Regions from separate parts of the Homo sapiens genome. Here region 2 is linked to region 1. Evidence: chromatin loops called from intact Hi-C (ENCODE). Cell type or tissue: OCI-LY7. All regions are shown on one strand. Links, peaks and the distances in the headings refer to the core of each region. The heading gives the core; the rest is flanking DNA.

Region 1 (7,953 bases), core at 2,313-6,312:
AAGGCTACAGTGAGCTGTGATCACACCACTACACTGCAGCCTGGGTGACAGAGTGAGGCAAGACCCTGTCTCAAAAAAAATTAAAAAAAAAAAAAAAGGAAGAAGAAAGAAAAAGAAAGGAAAGAAAGAGAGAAAGAGATAAAGAAAAGAGAAGAAAAGAAAAAAGAGCTGCCTGCTGTAGCTGAAAGATAGCACTTAGATGCTAATGTGGGATTTTGAAAGCGGGAGACCTTTCTTCAGAAATCTCAGGTAAGGCAGTTGCGAGGGCACAACTCAATGCCCTCGTGAGGCCTCAACTCTCTGGGGCCTCACACAAAGATGAGCTTTATGTGGACTTTACCAGAAGTTCCAGGGATGCGGCCAGCCAGGAGCTGTGGCTGTCACCAGTTTGTCATTGGTGTGACACTAACAGAGAGAAGGTACATCTTACCAAGACAAGGTAGTTCAAGTTCAGGTTCTGTAGCATCATTCAGCTCATCTGAAAGCTTGTAGTTGATTTTATGTATTGCAGCCCATTCAAAAATAATCTTGTAAAGCATAGTGTTTGCTTAAACTTGAGACAGCTTGCAATGTGGCTTCCGTTTAGTGTGACACAAACCTGTTGTGGACTCTCTATTATACCACAGAAATTGTTATAACCACCACGTCTATTGTCTTCCAGAAGGACACTTGAGAGTCACTTGTAAAAGTTGGCCTGTGCTTTCCTATTAAAAACTGCTGTTTAAATGGTAGTTAGTCTCCTGTTTAGTATGCGGTGTAGCTAGATCACCCTGCATTCACAATGCTCTACATAAAAAAAAAAACAACACTGCTGCAATACCAATAGTTAAAAGCAATTCCATTAAATACATTGCGAACTAGTTTTAAATTTTTATCTTGATGTAGGCACTTAAGAAAAAGGAAGGGATAAAAAATAGTTGGAGACATTTATAGTGATTCTGAGGGTAACTTCTGAGTTCTGGGGCTTACAGACTCTTGCCATTGGGTCTTCATCTAAGTAGCGCTACTCAAACGTGTATGAGCCCTAGTTAAAGCATTATGGCTCACAAGAAAATAAAACAAACACATCAGTTTTCCAGATGTTAATTGATCAGTTTTCCAGATGTTAATTGATCAGTTTTCCAGATGTTAATTGGAGATGTTTTGAAAGAGAGAAGCTTCAGAAGGCAGACAAATACTAAAGAGAATGTGTCTTTACAATATTCATTCAGCATTTATTGTGTACCTAGCATGCCCTAGGCTCTAGAGCAGCATTCTCAGACCACTAGTTTTCTAGATTGCCTTTACATTCATAAGTCTCAAGATTATTAAATTTAAATAGCCTCAAGATCCCCTTTACATTCTTAAAAATTATTGAGGACCCCAGAGAGTTTTTGTTTATTTGGGGTTATATCTACTGATATTGATCATATTAAAAATTAAAACTGTATATAAATGTTTAAATGCTTTGCCTGGGCATAGTGGCTCATGCTCTATAGTCCCAGCACTTTGGGAGGTGGAGGCAGAAGGATTGCTTGAGGATAGGAGTTCAAGACCAGCCTGGGTAACATAGCAAGACCCCCATCACTACAAAAAAAAATTTTTTTTAATTAGCTGTGCTAGGTAGCACATGCCTGTAGTCCCAGCCACTTAGGAGGCTGAGGTGAAAAAATTGTTTGAGGCCAGGAGGTCGAGGCTGCAGTGAGCTGTGATCATACCACTATACTCTAGCCTGGGTGACATAGTGAAACCTGTCTCTTTAAAAAGAAATAAAGTTTAAATGTTTTAAGTAAAACATTTTAAAAGATTTTATTATTTAAACATATCAATAATAAAACCATTGCATATTAACCTAATATAATTCTATGAAAAATAACTATAAAAATTTTTGTGAAAAGAATGACATTGATTTATATTTTTGCAAATCTTTTTCGGGTCTGGTCTAAGAAGACAACTAGCTTCTTATACCAGCTTCTGTATTCAGTCTGATGCTCTTAAGTTGTTTTGGTTACCCCAGATATTTTGTTAGAAAAGGGAAAAGTGTGTTAATAGACTTTTGAGAAAATTGTGGCTATTCATTCTTTGACACTCTACCAAAACCGGAAAAGTAGTAGTTTTTTAAAAGTTAGTTGCATTGTGAAATCTGAAATTATATCAATGACTGATATAATTTTTCACTTGTTACATTGAAATCGATTAGTCTATCTTGCAATTTTGAATGGATCATTCACTCTTTCATGATTGTGTGAAATCGTGCATCATTCAATTAGAAATATTGGTTCAGTGAGTTATGTAACTCTTTTAAGCGTCGACACATTTCATTATCTAAGATCAAAAAATCACATTCATTAGTATCATCACCAATCCTATCAGGAATGCCTTAAGTATTGGGAAATATGGAGACACATTTTCCAACGTTGACAATTTTCCAAATTTGCTTGAATTTTATCATTGGCCAAAAACACTGTCAGTTCTTGAAGTGGCAGGCTCATTGCATTTATTATCTCTGCCATCATTGGTCTGTCAGTACTTCTTCCATGTAAAAATAATGTTCCATGAAAAAGAGTTGCTGGTTCAGCTCACAGTTGAATCTCAGATGCACATTTCCTTGAGACAACCTTGTGCTTCAGCGTGTACCACGGGTTCTCTGTGTGTGTTTCCCACTGAGTCACACAGAATATAAAAAAGGCATATCAAGGGTTGAAACTTAATAAAGGTAATAATTTGTAGTGCTTTTTAAGGACGTTTTAAATATTCTCTTTTTTTCCAGCTTTAATGGATGAAACAAATTGTTGTTTTTTTCCTTGTAAGTGTGAGATGGTAAAAAATGCAGTGACTGCCAGTATAAGCTGGTGCCACTACCTTGATCCCAGCTAAGGCACCCACAGTTTTATCTACTGTTGCTTTTGCACCAAAGATGTAAGTGGCAATACAGCGAAAAGGGCAAATAAAGTCTTAATAGTATGAAAATGCTTTGACCTTACAAATCCCTGAAAGGGTTTTGGAGACCCCCACAGGTCTGCAGAACAGTCTTTTAAAACTCCTCACTAGATATACAGTTTGACATAGACAAGACGTTTTTCTTGTAAAGGGGGAAGATAGATAATAAACAAAATACATCAGGGGTGCTGTAACCAAAACAAAGCAGTGCGCTGTGACAGAGGGGTTATCTCAGGTGGGATGGCCCTGAAAGGCTGCGGAGGCAGTGACGTTTAAGATGAAACTTAAGAGCAGGTCGACTGGGATAGCCAGCCCAGGCTTGATGGCAAGAGCTCACAGGGAATGTTCCAGGGGCAGCAGAAGAACCCCTGTGCTGAGCATGGTGAGGAGGGGGAAGCGCAGGGAGAGAAAAGGTCAGTGAGGCTGTCAAGGGCTACACTGATCGGGCCTGAGGAACCAAGGTGAGAGCTGGATTTTATTCTGAGTGCAACGAGGATGTCCTTGGAGGGGTGTGAAGCAAGGTGAAAGGTCATGTCCACCTTGTAGCCTCAGGAAGTCTCCCCTCACCCCACTTCCACCTCCATTCTTCTCTAGGGGGCCACGACTGGGTTTGAAACTCTAAACCCTAGTTATGAAGTTGTAAATATAAGTAAAAAAGAAAATCCCAAAAGATTACATACAGCATGGTATTCATTTTATAAAATAAACAACTTACTAAAACCTCAGAGCTATCTACAAAGGAAGTCAAGGGAGCAATAAACAAGGATTCAGAACAGTGATTCCCTGAGAGAGGGCAGGCAGGAGGATGAGTTGGGGAAGACTCCACAGATGGACAAAAGTCCTCATCCGAGTTCCGGTTCTGGGGGTGAGTGGGGTTTTGTGGGTGTTTGTGATCTTATTAAGTAAGGGTGAGTGAGTGAAGGTGACAGGCCACGAATGGGCCACTCGCGAGTGTGTCGGGAGCCGTGGGTCATGACAGACCCAAGTACGTGCCCCTGGGTTTGATATAAAAAGAGAATAAGGGTAGAAAAGAAACAAAGCTCATATCTATATATTTCATTTATTTACATGCCGTTTGATTTCTAGCTTGTTCAACCCTAGTTATTGCAAATATCAAGTGTAGTATCATGGGTCATGGGAAAAGGCTGCTGGATTCAAAACTCGGCTTTGTGTGCACCCTTGGACACGCTGCAGACCCTTCCAGGCCTCAGTGTCTTCATCTTCTTCATCTATGATGTGGAATAATTGCAGGATCCGCTCATAGGCTTGTTGAGAACATCGAACAGGACAATGCCTGTGAACCGCTGTCACAAGCCTCTCAGTCACGTTTACTGCACAGGTGGAGATTCTCTCTCCTGTATACACTGCCTCTCTCGATCCATTTTTCCTTTCTTTATGTAACTGGGAAAAACCAAGAATGAAGCAGGTTTGTTTTTGTTTTGCGTGTGAGGAAAAGGTTGTTGAATCTGTTCTCAAGAATGTTTGAATTAAATTCTCTTTGCCTGGGGATGGTATTTTTATCTTATATGATTGTTCTTTGAACAAGCAGTAAGAAAACAAAATGAAATTGGGAGGCTCCTTGCTTTCTTCCTGAAAAGAGGCTTCAGGGCTTTGGGCCAAACTGTGCCTTGAAATGAATTTTAGAAGCGGCCACAGCAGGCGGTCTCTGTTGTGAGGGGCCCAGCTAGTAACAGGCACACTCCCCCAAGACAGAGGAAACACCCTGCAGAGCGGTGGCCACGCTGGGCTGTCCACCGCACAGGGGCTGTCAGAGAAAGAGTGGGCTCGGCGGGAAAGGAAGGGCCGCCCCAGTGGGTTACACGGGAGGCCGCTCCAGGCAAGGGTTTTCAATTTCAGTTCCCTTTTCCCCACACTGCATGGTTTCACTTCTCTGATGGGGCTTAGAATCTGCGCCATTAGGCAGCTTCCACAGCTTAGACGCCTTTCCTAAGGAAGGGTTGGCACAGGGCTGTCAGCCATCAGAGACCTGAGAGGGCAACCACCGGTGCCCTCCCTGCTGGATTCAAGAGGAGCTGGGTGATTCTGGGTTCCAGGATGAAGAGGAGCTAGCAGGGACAAGGAGTAAGCAGAATGTTTGCACACAGGAAATGACAGGGGACTCCGTTGCTGGAGCCATCCCTTCCCTTTGTGGTCATCACGAAATATCCATGACCATAGTAGTGCCACTGTGGCCTGAGTCTCAGGATTGCCTGTGCCCATGAGGTGGCCAGAGCCAGCTCTGAGTCCCCAGGGTGGCCCACAGCCAAGGAACAGAGCCCCCAGGACGCAAAAAGAAACCACCACTAGTTGAGAAGGGAGGAGGAGAACTCCTCTCATGACTGTGCCTGGCAGGAGACAGCGCATCCTGCAGCCTGAGCCTGGTGCTCTACGGGGGCCAGCCGAGGCTAAGACTGTCCCTCACGGAAGGATCTTGAGGCTTCTGTGTCCTCCCCGACACTGGCTGCACTCACCTCCCCTCAGCCTCTGTGCATAGCAGCCCACCGTACTTCAGGACCACTCTTTGTAATCAGGGAATTCTTCTTTACATTGAGCCATAATCTGCCCCATAATTTCCACAGATGAATCCTAATTCAGGTCTCCACAGTAACATGAAATACATCTGCCCCTTTTTGGAATATATGTTAGGTCTACTCTGTGTCCTGCACCATGCCAGGCAGCAGACAAGACACAGACATAGACCTTTCCTTCCAGGAGACTAAAACGTAGTGGGGCAGATGCCATTAAACAAATAATCACACAAAATTCTAAAGATGAAATGAAGTTTCTCGCTATTACCGTGTTACCACACGTGGAAAACAGTCAGCTATGTCTTCTGTCTAAGGGAAGGTATTTTGCAATGGCCTGACTTAAAAGCCGTGGGATTTCCATGAAATCTCTGGATGATGCGGAGCAGACACCCCAGTGCTGAGCAGCTTTCTTTAGTTGAAAGAGAGGGTTAGTGATGGCCAAATTCGTAGCCTGTTTTGGGGATGGCGTGATGACTTTGAACATGGGCGCTGGGGTGTATGGAGGAAGGTGAAAGGTGTCCGTGGGGAGAAAATTGGAAAGGAGCTTTGGAGGCAGGTTGGGCAAGGCATTAAGTGCCAGAGTAAGAAGTTGGAACTGCGTTTGATGATCATCAGGTGAGAAGACCTTTGAGCAGGGAGGGAAGTTAGGTCTGAGTTTTGAGGCAGTTATTTTAAAATGGTTCCAAGCATGGCCTCTGCAGCCTGGCTGCCCGGGCTCCAGTCCTGGCCACTGGCAGTGGGAAGAGTTACCTGGCCTCCCTGTGCCTCAGTTTCTACATCTGTAAAACAGAAATAATAGTGGTATGTACTTAAAAGAGCAAATGAGTTGATGCATGTGACATTTTTGGAGCTTTGCCTAGCTGTGGAAAAGTGCTTTAAAAAGGTTAGCTGGGGCCAGGCATGGTGGCTCACACCTGTAATCCCAGCACTTTGAGAGGCCAAAGCTGGTGGATCAGTTGAGCTCAGGAGTTCGAGACCAGCCTGGCCAACATGGCGAAACCCCGTGTCTACTAAAAATACAAAAATTAGCTGGGCGTGGCGCGCACACCTGTAATCCCAGCTACTCGGGAGGCTGAGGCAGGAGAATCGCTTGAACCAGAGAGGCAGAGGTTGCAGTGAGTCGAGATGGGGCCACTGCACTCCAGCCTGGGCAACAGAGCAAGACTCTGCCTCTAAATAAATAAATAAGGGTAAGCTGGTATTATAATCACCACCATTGTCATCATCATTGTTGGAATAGGCATTGGAAGGAGGTGGATGAATTTGGGTCAGTGGGTGTCATTCACAGTAGGGCACAGTAGAGGCCTGACTTTAAAAGACTAGGTATGCTGCCACCTTCCTCAAAACGGCACCTGCACTGTGTTCACTCACATAAGTAGAAACCTGGCTCTTTTTTTCTTTTTAGAATCTTTTTTTTTTTAATCCTCACTTGGGATTAATCACCTCCAGAAGGCCCTCATCAGGGGTTACAATACACGTGTGCATGTTTGAGGCCATGCTGCCCACGCGTAGACTTGGGGAAGGAATTTGCAGCGCCTCACTCCCTCACCAGCAGGCCCAGTGCCAGGGGGCTCCTAGATGATGGCTGGAGCCCGCCAGTATGATGCTAAGAATGAAGACTCTGCTGCAGCATGGGCAAATATTTAGGCAATGATGATAAATGAAATAAAGCCTGAAACCACACATGCATGATGGTCCTCACGATGTAAAAACATGGTTGCACATGAGCCAGGGCCGTAAAGAAACACAGATAAACAGTGGCACTCGTGTTAAGATGGGCAGCGCAGGAGCACATGAATTGTTTTCCTTTAATATTTCTGCAATTGTCTTAACGATATTTTTAAAGTAGAAAAAGTAAAGGAGGGAGCATGTGCCCAGGATCCCTCTATGCCTCGGAGACCACAACTGCAGAGCAGCCATTGTTTTAGCAGAGATGGAGGGCTCCAGAGGGTGGGGCATGTCAGTTCTTAAAGAACTGCTCTTGATCTGCGAACCCCTCTGCCCTCTTTAAGCCCCAGGGGCACCGCCATCTCTAGGAATGGAAATTCCCAGCCAATGGCTCCTGCACCAGAGACAGTGGGCCCTTCCCTTCCTCACAGACAGTGCTTCCTCAGGATCATGGCCCTTCCAGGGTGAGCTTCCCGGGTAACTGGACAGGGGCTGAAAGTAGCATCCTTAGGCTATCCCATTGATGGTCTTGGTTAAAACAAGCACAGTTCAAATACCTTCGTGACCGCTGTCAACTGCAAATGGTATGGCCTTGGGTCAGATACTTGGCCTCATTGAGCTTCACTTCCACCGTCTGTAAAGGAGCAATGCCTCTGCAGTACCTACCTTCCTCACCGGGCTGTTACTGGTAGGAAAAGCGTGACTGCAGTGCATGGCACCCAGGAAGCTGCTCAGTCAACAGTAACGGCGGCTGCTGCTGTAGGGGTGGGCATGGGAGGGGCTGTTCCTCTCATCACTAGTTTTATTCAGTGGTTCAGATGGTTCAAATGCAGCCTCC
Region 2 (7,953 bases), core at 2,408-6,407, 96 kb before region 1:
TGGAGGGAGACTTACTACATAATGCTTGCTGGATGGTTAACTAGTGCTTCTTCCTTCCTTAGAGGAACTGTTATTCAATGACTGGAAATAGTTTATGAGAAGTAGAGTCCACGTAGTTTAGTGGAAGAGCTCAGAATTTAGAATTGGAAGGCATGGGTGAGTCCTGACTTTCACACCTTAGATGTGTGATGTTGGGACTTTTGGAGCCTTAGTTTCCTCATCTACCACCAGGAGTAATGTCATCCATAAATGGTAGCTAGGAAAACTAGATGACACTATCTATGTGAAATGCTTTGAAAATTTAAGACAGTTTCCAAAAAACGAGTTAGCTATTAGAGTAAAAAGCCAGTGTCATAGTCAATCTAACTTGTACTTTAAAATAAAGAATAACCTCAGTACAACTGGGAGCCTTGGACTTGGCAGCCAAATGCATATAACTGGGAAGTTGGGATAATGAAGGGAAACAGAATGAGACTTTGTATAAAACTGTCATTTGGAAATGATGCATGTTATTCCTGCAATTTAAGGAGGAAATTTTTAATTAAAAAAATACTTGTAGGCCGGGCACGGTGGCTCATGTGTGTAATCCCAGCACTTTTGGAGGCTAGGGCAGGCGGATCACGAGGTCAGGAGTTTGAGACCAGCCTGACCAATGTGGTGAAACCCCGTCTCTACTAAAAATACAAAAATTAGCCAGACGTGGTGGCACGCGCCTGTAATCCCAGCTACTCAGGAGGCTGAGGCAGGAGAATTAATTGAAGCCAGGAGGCGGAGGTCGCAGTGAGCTTAGATCATGCCACTACACTCCAGCCTGGGTGACAGAGCGAGACTGTGTCTCAAAAAAAATAAATAAATAAAATAAAGACTTTGTAAAGTGGCATCGATGCTGGTCAGCAGAGTTATATAGCCAGTCTGGGTGTTCTCTGGGTCCTGTGTTGGGAAAATGCTGTGGACAGTGGCAGATGAGATGACATTTCTGGTTTGCAAATCACATCCTGGTCTTATTCCTCTGGACAGAGCCAAATAAGTGCAGTTATCTGAACTTAAAGATAGCCTAGCGCTGAAAAGCCAATGACAGCTAATCTTGAGAGAGCCATGGGTACAGGGAGCTTGTCAGAAGTTGTGTCTCCTTGAAATTGGCAGCATGCAGTACCAAGGGGATGGCCAGACACTGCCAGGCCTCTTTAAAACTCTCCTGGCTGCTTCCTTTTCTTTTCCATTTTTATTGTAATGCTGGTGATGTGGGTATAAGAACTTTTGTTGTGGTGGTTCAGACAGCCGAAAAAGCAATTCTCACAAACTGTTTTTAGCCTGGATATCTGTTTTCCCCTTCTTCCTTTCTCTTTCCTCCTTCCCCAAGCTTTCTTTTAACAGCTTACGATGGGTGCATCTCATTCCCATCACATAGCAGCCCTGCTTGACACCAGCATTAGATGAATTAAATCACAGTTTGTTCAGTCCCCAAACACCTTGTTCCTCCTTGTTGCCCTGCACATCACCATTTGCCTAAAGATTCTTCGGGATTCCCTTCAGTGCTGTCCTGGCAGGGACCCAGGAGTAGTGTCTCTGCAGAGAGAAGGGCAGAGGCAGAGAGACTGCTTGCTCAACAGCAGCTAGGCAGGGAGAGAAGCCGGGCGCTGAAGGAGCTGTATCTTCAATGTTCTGCTGTTGCAATGCACACCTTCATGAAATCCTTTTTAACTTTCACTTAGCGGTTTTCAGCGAGTCTTTGGCTATTGTCTTCCCTTGGCATCCTGGGCACCTTTTTGTAGTGTGGCGATGGAATGCTCTCTTTCCAAGATGAGGGATGAGAGTAACTCACATCCTTTGATGTTCCCTGCCCCACCCCCTCATGATTAGATTCAAGCAAGTTAAACACACACCAAGAGCAACCTGTGACATGATATAAGTCACAGAATTGCTGGCAGAAATGGGGTAGGGTGGGGCGGCCCCGCCCCCGCCCCCTCATTTTGGGCAGTTATGAGTGACACTCTGAATTGTTCGAGGTTTTTAAACTTGTGCCCTCCGTTCACAAGATCACTTCTTTCTGGCTACCACCCAAATTCGATGTCCAGAGCCAGCATGGGAGTCTGCCCCTCATCCCCGCCTAACTCACTGTCCATCCACCTGTGTCTCCTGAGTTCTTCCCATCCCACACATGGCTCAGCCTTGAATGTACCATAGCTCCCACAGTTAATGATATTGTCTTGAAAACGAAGAGATTTATGAATTTGGATACATCCTGGCCCCTTCAGAGGGACCATTATCTTGACTGTAGATCTTGGAGTTAGGTCTCTAAAGACAGGCCTGTGATTTGTGAGAAAGTCTCAAGGATATGCAGGTAACACCTACTGGAGTCACGCTTCACCAGTTCACATTTCTGAGCAGCACAGACAGGTCTGGCAGTCTTGGGCCTCACGTTGCTGGTCTTCTCCAGAGCAAGAAACAAGCTGGGCTCCAGGATCACACAAGCAGGGCCGCGACTGACACAGGGGTGCAGGCTGAGGCAGCTCCCATGTCTCTTGTGCTAATTCTTTTCTTTAATTTGCTCATAACTGAGGCTTGAGTAGCAGCCAGGAGGGTGAACCAAAGAAGGCAAGGGGCCAGCATAGACAGGGATGAGGTCAGCCCCGGGGGGAGGGACTGATGATGTGCACAGATGTCTGCCAGGGGTCCTAATGGCACCCAAGATCCTGGGTGTCTGTCTTAGGAGGGATGTTTGGTAGAGAGACAAGTGGCCAGTGGACACTGTGGATATGTGTGGTGGGGCAGATGAGTGGTCACAGAGAAATAAGGCTTAGGGGGACAGCGATCCAGTCATTGGCAGAGTGGAGTCCTAGGTAAGGCCCAGTTACAGAGGAATGTGGAGGCCACAGCCTGGGATGCGGGACTCTGCTGTTACAGCAGAATCATCAGCAAGGCTGCCCGCCTGCCCTGATGGTGAGCCGCTGGCCAGGCTCCAGATGGTCTCTCCGGAGAGGTGGGACTGGGCTTGGAATCACAAGGCTGAATCTCAGATGCGCAGGTGGTGGGGATGGTTAAGTTAGAACATCCAGGCATCCAGCAGGTCTTTACAGAGGCTTCAGCTGGTTTTTTGCTTTGTTTCTGTTTTGTTTAATAGTGTACAGCTTCATAGTGATCTACATATTCATGTATGGTTTAGAGCCAGGGAAGGTGTTATCATGATTGGAATTTAATTGGGTGTCTAGTAAGGAAAAAGCAAGGTAGAATGTTCCATGACATTTACAGGAAGAAGATAATGCCTGAAGGAGGCCTGGTACGAATGAGGGAATCCCTGTTTTCTAGTGGGAACTACCTCAAGGAAAAGGCACTCATCAGACACGTAGGAAATGAGTTCTCAGACTCAGACATCCCCAGCCTGCAGGTCCAGATGAGGGTACGTAATAATGTTCATACTCAGATATCCCAAGTGCATCGCCACCTACCTGCTGTCATGGATCCCAGTATCCCGCAGAGCCCCCCAGAAGTATTTCTGTAGGTCCCAGGGGGTGTCCACAGCAAGCTAACTTCCACTGGACATGACAGTGACTCCCATTGGGCCCCCAGGGGACACCACCGTTGAGGCTTTGGGGCCATCATGGTGTCCAGTGGTATTTCAGAGCTGTACGTTTCCCCACTGTCAACTTGTCACCTGGGACTTAAGCAACTCAGCTTTGAGCCCCGCCTTTCTACCAGCCTTGCAAAGCCCCTCTCCCACATCCTCCTTAGGCTTTCCCTCCAGGTAAACCCATGCAAATAAAGGTTTGGATATTTCACCTCAGACCTGGTTAGATCTCAGTTTTGACTAATTTCTTTTCCATGGGAGCACAGTTCAGAGATGAGGACAAAATCAACAAAATTCCAGTTACCTAATAATCTTTTGTGAACATAACTATAGTCATGCATCACTTAACGACGGGGATACATTCTGAGAAATTCGTCATTAGATTTTGTTATGTAAGTATTATGGAGTGTACTTACACAAACCTAGAAGGTGCAGCCTACTGCACACATAGGCTGTATGGGGTACAGTGTAGCCTATTGCTTCTAGGCCACAAACCTGCACAGCATGTTACTGTATTGAATACTGTAGGGAGTTGTAACACAATGTTAAGTACAGTATCTGAACATATCTAAACATACTTCATAAAAGTGGCAGCGTAGTAGGTTTGTTCACACCGCATCACCACAAATGCATGAGTAATGTGTTGCTCTGTGACTTTACACTGATGATAATGTCACTGGGTGATAGGTAGCTTTCAGCTCCACTATAATCTTATGGGACCATCATTGCATATGCAGTCTTTCTTTGACTGAAATGCCGTTGTGCAGTGCATGACTGTATTTTATAAGATGAGCCTAATTTGTGTTATACTTCTCGGGAATGAAGGCATACCCTGCAGTAGGTTTTGGATTCTGTGTTTGACAGATGTGGCTGCTTTTCTTTGCTTTCACTTTCCCCTAAAGGAAATAACAGTAGTAAGATGAAGAAAGAGGAAACTAGTAGTGAAAATTAAGCAGGTGAAATATTTATATAAGGCAGGACAGCTGTGGTCTAGACATTTACACAGAATTTTACTAGAGTAATTGCTTATCTCAGAATTCATTCAATATGCTAATTTCTCGTAGCAGATTGCCTGTCCGGCAATGCACATGGCATACAATTTTTGAAATTCTGCAGTGATGATGGAATAAGCATTTCTAACCCATTTCTCTGTTATAGCAATTGCCACATTGCCTGGTGTTTATACGTCTTTTCATCACTGCACTGAGTTACTATCAATTACTGGGTCTTTAGCTTTCTACTATATTTGGGATATAGAACAGAGTAAGTACTCAATACGTATTTTTGATGAATTAATGATAAAGAGAAAGAAATTCCATCAACAACGTATGTTATATTGTTTTTTCTCCAGAGGTAACTAACCTAACTTGATATATAGGCCACAACTTAACCTCAGTTGGCAGTGTTTTCCAGCTAGGTGACCAGAACTCTTTACTATCCATTATGATGATTTCTTGAAAGGGAGAAACTGACTAGGGTGGAGAATACTCCTTAGAAACAGAAGTTGGGTCCTAAGTAAATTGATGATTTAAAAATTATTTGGTGCAGGCCAAATATTCAGATAGGGAAAAGGAAAAAAGGAAACAAAAAGAGAAGGGATTTTAACGAGGTTGGTCATATCCTATACAAAATACAGTTTTAAACTCTTTAGCTTCCAGGAGCAGAAAACTGTAGGAAGTATGTAAATTATTCACGGTTACCTGGGAAACCCTTTCTGACAGGAACGGGGGAGATCACAGGGTTGGATGGAAATTCAAGCAGTCAAATTGTAATGTGTTTGTGTGTAAGTTTGCTTGTTTGTTTGCCACAGATGAGGAACAGGGAAAATTTCTGAAGGAAGGTAACATGAAAGGAAGAAAAAAGCTTGTCTGTACAGGGAAGGCAGAGAAACTTCAGGTCTCTTGAAGGTGTAATTTCCAAACCACTCTGTCCCTAGACCATCCTATTTGGAGTGACAGCAATAGTGGACCTCTGACCCGGGCTGTCAGAACCCCTTTCTAGAAGCAGCTTCTTCCCGCAAAGGCATGGTCAGTAAGGGAGCCTCCACGTTGGCAGAGTGGGACTCCACGCTTTGGCCCCGTGGACAGATCTGAAGATGGGCACCCAGCAAAGCTGGGCAGGCGAGGCCTCTTCTCTGTAATGTTTGGACAGAAAACCAAAGGGCGCTTGGATTACTCCTCCAGCGGCTGAAGCTGTGAGTACCTAGGAACCATCCCCGGCCACGTTTCCCATCAAGGGGAGAATGTGGTGAACAGAGATGAGAGATGGAGGGAAAGTGCTGGTGTGCCTGAGTCCCTGGTTCCCTGGTGTTCTGGCGCCCAGCCGCATGCTGCCCTTCCCACAGCCTGGTTATCCAGTCCTTCCTCAGATTCCCTAAGCCGGTGGTAACTCTCCTGTTGTTTAAGCTGGTTTGATGTGCACTGCCATCACCTGAGATCAAATGAGTTCTAAAACACATGCAATTGCAGACTTCAGGCACTGGCAGAGGACAAGAAGGAAGAGGTAAGAGGTTGAAGTGATCAGCTTCCCTCTGAGAGAACTCTGGAGCACCACAGGGTTGAGGCTGAGGTGACCATTTCAGTATGAACTGAAAATGGCTTTTTTCCTTATAGCTAGAACGGCTGAAAATCAGCACCATGTCAGGTTGTAACACATCTGTTCCAGGGATCACAGGATGTCCCATAAATGGGTTAAACACTTACCATGGGTGAGGCAGTTTGCCATCTGTGATATTTATGGTCTGAGATATAAAAATAACTTTTAAAAAATGAGTGCTTGTCCTCAAGAAGCTCACAGTCTGATAGGAGGTATCACATAGGTATATGTGATTCATTGTGAAAAAATGTCTTAAATTAGAAACGTGTCACCATGATTTCAAACAGGGGTAGCACCTTACTTTGCCTTATATACTCAAGAAATGTTTGCGGATTGTGGTTCAGCTGAATCTTGAAAAACAAATAGGAATTTGATATGGAAGGGGCCTAGAAATTTCAGGTAGAATGTATATGTCTGTCTTTGTACATGTTGCCCACGTATACAGACAGAAATGTAAGAGTGAAGTAGTGTGAGCAGCATAATAGGGAGGATGGGAGAGTTGGGAAAACGAGGCTGAGGAGATGAGGGGCTAGATCCTAAAGCCTGTATTCCCTTATAAAAATGTGGGCTTTCCTGGTAGAAAATGTGGAGAGTCATTAAATAATCCTACTATGTGCAGTTTTTAAATGATTACCTATCTTAACTTTGTTGGCCAAGGGTAAGGTTGGTGGTTGGAAAACAGGTCAAGGAAAAATTTAATAAATAGTCTGAGTGACAGGAGATGAGAGTCTGGGCTGAGTTAGTGCCGGGGGCCTTGTGGGGAGAAGCTGACAATATAAAAAAAAAGACAGGAGCTCAAATCTATGGGAAACGGGGCCAGTTCAAAGGAGAGATCGTGGGGATGAAGAAACCACATAACTCTCAGAGTCCTGACCTGTGCGGCCAAGAGTTTGGTGGTTGGAATGGAGATGAGGATTAAGTAGGGGCAGCAGTGCTTTGGTGGAGAAGATGATTTAGTGACTTTTGGACTTCCTGAGTTTGAGGCAGGACACAGGGGAATGTTACCCTAAGAGCTCAGCAGAGAGAGGCCAGGATTGGAACGTGTACTACTCTTGACCACTGGAGCTCCAGACATGACCCAAATGCCTGGTGAATGTCTAGAACAGGTGAAGAGCAAGGTGAGGAAAGGACCCGAGGGAACACCAAGGTTTAAAGGATGGTGGAGACAGTGAGTGAGGAACTAAGAAGGGAGACCCAAGAGATGGAAGTCAAAGAGCAGAGGCTGGGAATGAAAGCCATTGGAAGGTACAGTCTCTTGCAGGAGTGAGACTGTAGTGTCATCAGAAAACAAGCGCAGACCACATGGATTTGACAATGAGTAGTCTTCTAGTAGTCAGTTCAATGGTAGAAAAATACTTTGGATGATCATGTTTCTTTAAATATCCCACCCGTTGTGTCTTTACTTGTATTTATTCCACAAATGTTCATAACTAGAGAATACTTGATTTAATGGATTTATGCAAAGGGTTGGTGTCTCATGGAGCAAGCAAAACGTCCTGACTCTGGAAACCAGACCTGCCTCTTCATACTTATGTGTCTGGTAATAGGCATTTGAAATAATACTGCAGGGAAGTTTCACGTTGCTGTCATTTACCCGTTCTGATTTTCCTTCCTCGTATAGCTCACTTGAAGGGTGGGATAAGATGGCTGAAAGCGCTCCTGTCAGCCCTCTCTGAGAAGGGAGAATTACACAGACGTGATGATTGGCTATCAGAGTTCCCCAGCACTGGGGTGGCCCACTTAAGACAAGCCTCATTAAATTCACTTCATCAAGTAAAGCCGGTGTGTCTAAC

Evidence for each region. Peaks named below come from ENCODE experiments on the same cell type or tissue, not always from the same donor. Only the 100,000 strongest peaks of a DNase experiment are listed, where the experiment ranks them.
Region 2: it touches region 1 in a loop (3-fold over the local background); 1 of 110 quality-filtered maps calls a loop at or near these places.

The regions. Positions count from the first base shown.
Region 1 is chr6:5,719,315-5,727,267 of GRCh38, forward strand. All of the region lies in intron 6 of FARS2 (phenylalanyl-tRNA synthetase 2, mitochondrial), which reads left to right. Among named protein-coding and RNA genes, the nearest start is that of FARS2-AS1, 270 kb to the left of the region's middle. RefSeq lists an enhancer at 4,673-4,992. In OCI-LY7, for the core only: no CTCF peak of the experiment used is centred there; DNase peaks (open chromatin) are centred at 4,777 and 5,267; H3K4me3 peaks cover 1,632 bases; H3K27ac peaks cover 591 bases.
Region 2 is chr6:5,622,874-5,630,826 of GRCh38, forward strand. All of the region lies in intron 6 of FARS2 (phenylalanyl-tRNA synthetase 2, mitochondrial), which reads left to right. Among named protein-coding and RNA genes, the nearest start is that of FARS2-AS1, 170 kb to the left of the region's middle. RefSeq lists an enhancer at 4,277-4,546. In OCI-LY7, for the core only: no CTCF peak of the experiment used is centred there; a DNase peak (open chromatin) is centred at 4,468; H3K4me3 peaks cover 717 bases; H3K27ac peaks cover 768 bases.